Regions from separate parts of the Homo sapiens genome. Here region 2 is linked to region 1. A link is a loop called in an ENCODE intact Hi-C map of the cell type or tissue named here. Cell type or tissue: adrenal gland. All regions are shown on one strand. Each heading gives the region's core, and the rest is flanking DNA. Links, peaks and the distances in the headings are about the cores only. Region 1 overlaps TTYH3 (tweety family member 3). Region 2 has its middle 7.3 kb from the start of GRIFIN.

The links. A loop is a pair of places that touch in the nucleus more often than their neighbours do. Peaks named below come from ENCODE experiments on the same cell type or tissue, not always from the same donor. Only the 100,000 strongest peaks of a DNase experiment are listed, where the experiment ranks them.
Region 2: it touches region 1 in a loop (2.0-fold over the local background); 6 of 110 quality-filtered maps call a loop at or near these places.

What each region holds. Positions count from the first base shown.
Region 1 is chr7:2,661,906-2,664,799 of GRCh38, reverse strand. TTYH3 (tweety family member 3) reads right to left here. Exons shown (of 14, transcript NM_025250.3): 14 at 1-2,894. Among named protein-coding and RNA genes, the nearest start is that of AMZ1, 25 kb to the left of the region's middle. In adrenal gland, for the core only: no CTCF peak of the experiment used is centred there; DNase peaks (open chromatin) are centred at 1,498, 2,264 and 2,458; H3K27ac peaks cover 2,284 bases.
Region 2 is chr7:2,467,676-2,470,569 of GRCh38, reverse strand. No RefSeq gene overlaps it. Among named protein-coding and RNA genes, the nearest start is that of GRIFIN, 7.3 kb to the left of the region's middle. In adrenal gland, for the core only: CTCF peaks have their summits at 1,236 and 1,447 (motif pointing right); DNase peaks (open chromatin) are centred at 1,489 and 1,740.

The sequences.
Region 1 (2,894 bases), core at 157-2,656:
CTTTTTAAAATTTATTTTAAAACATGAAACCCAAGCTGAATAGAAACCACAGAAATTACATTGACGAGATTTTTAGTATTTGCCAAGAAAAAAAGCCCCCAAAGAAATAAAAATCAGCCCCCAAACCCAGTTCTAAAAAAACAAAAAAACACAGCGACAGTACATACAGCCATGGCCCTACAGAGGCTGGAGGAGGGGGAAATGCAAAATGGTTCAGGCCTCAGTTCCTGGATGTTAAATCACACTGGGGTGGGGGAGGTCAGATGCCCAGGCCGGGGGGGTAAACCAGGAGGCTGAGTCTTAAGGAGATTATATATATATATATTATATATAACAAATATGAAGTGGTTCAGTACACAACCATTATGGTTAAACACAAAACAAAGATCCCACAGGAGAGGCCCTGGTCCCCCGCCTGCCCCCTTGTCTGGGGTTCTGGGGTCCAGGGGGCTGCCTCACCACCCCTCTCAGGGCTGGGGCAGAGCTGGCCCCAGGGCAGGAGCAAATGTTGCTTGGAACTCGAATTGCATAGTGAGATGGGTGGGTGGGCAATGGGCCAGGGGCTGCTCCCAACCAGGCCCATTCACTACCAACCTTGCCATGACATGTGGGGGGCCCTGGGGTAGTGGATGCCTGCTGGGGAGCACTCTCAGTGAGGTAAGCCCCTGGGCTCCTCCCTCTTGTCCCCAGGGCCACCCTGTCCTCCCAACGAGGCTGTGGGCCTGGGGGCTGCAAGACCCCCTGTGCAGGGTGAGAGTGGGGGCTGGCCATGGCAGCAGGCACCAGCCAGATGCCCCAGTAGGTGTGGCGAGGTCATGGGATGGAGTAGTTAGGAACACGGCACCGAAAACTCAGAACAAAAATACAACCAATGGCAGGCGCTCCCCTCCACCTACTGAGGTGGGGTTTGAACCCCTTTTGATTTTCCCCGTTTCCTTTCTTCAACCTTGGTGAGTAGAAAGTCACAGACGGGCACACACGCACACCACGGTCAGGAGTCCCGAGACAGCACGAGGCTGGAAGCCCTGGCCTCACCGCCTCTCACGCTATGTCCATTCACCTGGCAGGCAGCCTCACGGCCATGGACAGCATTTGTGCTTCTGAGCGGTCGCAGGGCGTTTGGCGGGCACCCACGCCAGGGTGCCAGGGCCTCTCTCCTGGCCCTAGGCCTGGAGAACTCCCCTGGCGGGTCAAGCCCAGAGGAAAGACTGGGCAGGTTGGCTGTGGCGGGGCCTCCGAGGGGGGCTCAGAATGTCAGCCAGGCGGGGCCTGAAGCAGAGGCCCCTCCACTGAGGTTTGGTCATGCCTGGGGAGCTCAGACGCCCCGGCTTGGGGCCCCAGGCCCATGGACTCCCCTCCCCACTCTGCCCTCCCATATTCCCCCTTTTTGGTCCCAGACACCAGCACAAAGAAAGGAGGGGTTCACAGAGGAAGGCCAGGGCAGAGCCTGGCCCCAGGGAGGGGATGAGGACATTTCCGGTCCAGGTAGCTGCCGGCTGCTCTGGGAGGAAGAGCCATGCGTCTGTAAACTGCTGGGGCTGGCGGCCCGCCCCACTGCAGGGCCCAGCCTTGACCCCTGCACGTGGCCATCCAGCTGCCCTCTGGCTGCCCCTGGCCTTGGCACAGGCATCGAGCCTCGAGGGCTGGGCTGGCTGGGCCAGGGCCGGGACCGGGAGGGGTAGCACGTCCGATCCTGATGTGGGGTGGCTCTGCCCTCCACGGCGGGAAGCACAGCAAACATCGTACACTAAAGCCAAAAGCACCATTGGGGAGCCTCGCTCCCACTTCATGGGGAGGAGACCGAGGCCACAGGGACCTCAGTCCAAAGCCCGCGGGAGGTTCATTCCCGAGGACAGTCCTCCTGGGGCAGCACCTGCCTGGGGAGGGGTGTCCAGGCCCTTGGGCTGCCTGTCGGTCTGTGGCACCCCCTGGAGCACCCCATGAAGAAACGCTACTGCAGCCTTGACTCCCAGACAGCTGCTCCGGCCTCGGCTCCAGCCCGGACTTGGGCTCACACTGCCGGCTCTGGGCCAGCTAGGGGCACCCGTGGAGTTTGGGGGTGAGGTTAGTGGTTAGTCCCAAGGGGGGACAGCAGGGGCTGAGGGATGTTCACAGCCGGCTCGGGTCCAGCCCCTCAGGCCGGGCTCCTGGGATGCTGTACCTGTCATGGATGGAAATGGAACCAAGAAGGGAGGGAAGGGGGGTGCCAGCGGTCCCCCTCAGCCCGCAGCCCCAGCCTGCCCTAGAGATGACAAATGTGGTTAGTGCAAAGAACGAACCAGACACAGCTGCCCAGTCTCTGGGTGGGGGAAGGGGGTTTGGCACCAAGAAGGCGGCCAGCACTGGGTGGCGGGTGAGCGGCCCGGGCTCCACGTGGCCCCTGCTGTCCACGGAGGGCTGGGGCCTCCAGCAGGGCAGGTGCTGAGGGAGAGAGTGAAGCTGGGGCAACGGAGAGAGGCCCTGCTGGAGGGGGCCTCTGGCAGCCGGCAGGAGGGGTGAGCCTGTGGGTGGGCGGGCTGCACAGGCGAGGAGGGCACTGCAGAGAGATGGGCACGTGGAGGGACCACGGGGTGACCTCAGGGCAGAGATGAGCAGGTGGCACGTGTCCCTGTCCCTCAGTGGCCAGCAGGCGCCAGCACAGAGCGGCCCCAGCCGTGCCTGTGAACTAAGAAGGGGTCCACAGAAGTGCCGGGCGGGAGGAAGGAGAGCTGTGGAGGGAAGGGCCGGGCGGCAACAACACAGGTTGGGTGCGGCCAGGGCTTGTAGGTGCGGCGACCATCTGCAGAGGGAGCGTGCCGGGATAGTGGGTGGCGTGCAGGGCTGGGGCATCGGCTGGCAGCAGCGTTCAGGTGTGACCCGAGTTGGCGGTACGGGCCCAGAGCCCCTGCGTCTCC
Region 2 (2,894 bases), core at 258-2,757, 190 kb after region 1:
ATCTGCTCCTCCCCTGTGTCATGGCAGAGGCCCCTTAGAAAGTGCCCACACACTCCTTGACGCCTCCAGAGACCAAAAGGCATCAGGAGGGTGTTGTCTCCAGCTAAAGCGGCTGCGGAAGGTCGAGCAGGGCAGCCCCTGCCCCCGGCGCGCTAAGCCGCGTCTCTGGGAGAACCTGTCTCCCCTTCAGTTCTCTGTCTGGAGTTGGGGTGAGATTCAGGCAGATGCCCTGGGCTGGGCCTGTCCAGGGAAACACAGCTGCCCGGGTAAGGAGGCTGCAGCCCCTGGAGGGTCAGGTCCACAGGCCTCCTAACGACACGTGCCGGCCAAAAGCTCCAGGCTCTCTGCGGGGTCAAGGAGCGACTCAAATGCTCACAGGGCCAGGAGGGCAAACGTGCCTAAGTGAGGCAGGCGGACACAGGGCAATAGGGGTTGGTGGGGTCTGTGCCTAACAGAAACACACACTGCCCCCACCCCCATCCTGCCCAGCTCCTTCCAACCATGCACAGGGACCTGTGGACCCAGAGCAGGCAGATCTTCTGAATTTAAAACATCTGAGGTTCAAGTGCTGTCTGCTATCTCTGTTTTGAAACACCTGCCACTATGGTGAGACTTAAAGAAGGTATCGGCTGCAGGCAAAGCTGCCCCCAGGAGTGCCTGGCCTGAAACTTCTGCTTGCTTTCTTCTCTCCTTCTCTCCCCTCCCCTCTTCCCTTTTTTCCTTCGTTCTTTCCTTCCTTCCTTCTCTTTCTTTTCTCTCTCTCTCTCTTTCTTTCTTTCCTTCTTTCTTTCTTCTTTCCCTTCCTCCCTCTCTCCCTGCCCTCTTTCTTTCTTTCTTTCTTTCTTTCCTTCTTTCTTTCCTTCTTTCTTTCTTTTCTTTCTTTCTTTCTTGAGACACAGTCTTGCTCTGTCACCCAGGCTGGAGTGCAGTGGCGCAATCTCAGCTCACTGCAACTTCCGCCTCCCAGGTTCAAGTAATTCTCCTGCCTCAGCCTCCTGAGTAGCCAGGATTACAGGCGCACACCACCATGCCCGGCTAATTTTTGTATTTTTATTAGAGACGGGGTCTTACTATGTTGGCCAGGCTGGTCTCAAACTCCTGACCTCAGGTGATCCACCCACCTTGGCCTCCCAAAGTGCTGGGATTACAGGCATGAGCCACCACGCCCAGCTAATTTTTGTTTTTAGTAGAGACGGGATTTCACCATGTTGCCCAGGCTGGTCTCGAGCTCCTGGGCTCAAGTGATCCACCCTCCTCAGCCTCCCAAAGTGCTGGGATTACAGGCGTGAGCCACCGCGCCCGGCCGAAACCTCTGCTTTAAAACCAACTTCTCCCCTGTTCTGGCCTCTGCTCTGTTCCTCCCTCTCCACCAGGACAGAGGTTGGTGGTCTCCCCAGGGTGGGGGGATGCCCTGCTGATCCCTCCCCACGGGAGCCCTCTCAGGGCCCCGTGAGGAACAGACCGGCCAGCAGAGGGCACTCCCGACATGGCCTCAACCCAAAGCCAGGGAGCAAAGCTCCTTTACCAGCATGGGGCAGGTGGACCCGCACTCCCAGCTCAGGGCAAGCAGGTGGACCCGCATTCCCAGCTCGGGGCAGGTGGACCCGCATTCCCAGCTCGGGGCAGGTGGACCCGCATTTCCAGCTCGGGGCAGGCGGACCCGCATTCCTGAATCCACAGTTTTGGTTTCCACAAGAGGACAGCCTGGGCCTGAGTCCAGGGGCTGAGAGGAGGAGAACCAGGGAGGGGAGCTGGCCCAGCCTGTCCCGTTTGCTGCAGAGCCCAGAGCTCGGCTCCGAGCTGAATGGTGGGAGAAGAAACCTTGCGTGGACCTGAGTGAATCACAGTCTCAGTTTCCCCTTCTGTAAGATGGGTGGCTGTGAGGAGGGGCACGTACAGGGCCGGGCAAGTGCAGTAGGATATGGTCCACGTGGGTCCACCTGCCTCCATCCCCACCAAGGAAGTGAGTGGTCCACCAGCCCCAGGAAGTCTCAGCCTGGCCTGCTGCAGCTGCCAGTGCCCCCCACACCCCCATCGCGGCCGGGACTCCTGTGCCTCACTCACCTGCTTCCTGCAGGTTCAGTGACAGCTGTCCTGCCTCTCTCTGTGGCCAATGTCAGTGCAGGGATGACACGGATTTTCCTGCAGCTCAGCCAGCCTGGGCTCCTGGGAGGCCGACATGGGCTCAGCACCACCCAGGCAGGGCTGGGGACCCATCAGGGCCATATGTGTAGGGGGTGACCATGAAGCCCCAGGGTGGTTCCTCCCTTCTGAGAGCAGAGGATGGGGCCAGGTGCGGTGGATGTGCCTGTAGTCCCAGCACCTTGGAAGGCCGAGGCATGAGGATCGCTTGAGGTCAGGAGTTCGAGACCAGCCTGGCCAACATGGTGAAACCATGTCTCTACTAAAAATACAAAAAAATTAGCCAGGCATGGTGGCACACGTCTGTAATCTCAGCTACTCAGGAGGCTGAGGCAGGAGATTCGCTTGAACCCGGGAGGCGGAGGTTGCAGTGAGCCAAGATTGTGCCATTGCACTCCAGCCTGGGTGACAGAGTGAGACTCCATCTCAAAAAACAACAACAAACAACAATAAAAAGGCAAGGGCAGAACAAGGCCAAGACCCGTCTGCTGCCAAGGCCTGCCTCACTGGTGGGACAGAGAAGAGACGTGCAGATGCTTGACTGCTGACTGACTGCCTCTGGAAGGATTTGGAAAACCTGGCTTCAGAGGCTGCCCCTGAATAGGGGACCGAGAGCTGGGGGTGCTATGGTAGGCCAGGGTGCACTTTTAAAATCCACAAACATTTTCCCCAACATTTTATTATGAAAATTTTCAAACACATAGAAAAGTTGAAATAGGCCAGGTACAGTGGCCCACACCTGTAATCCCAGC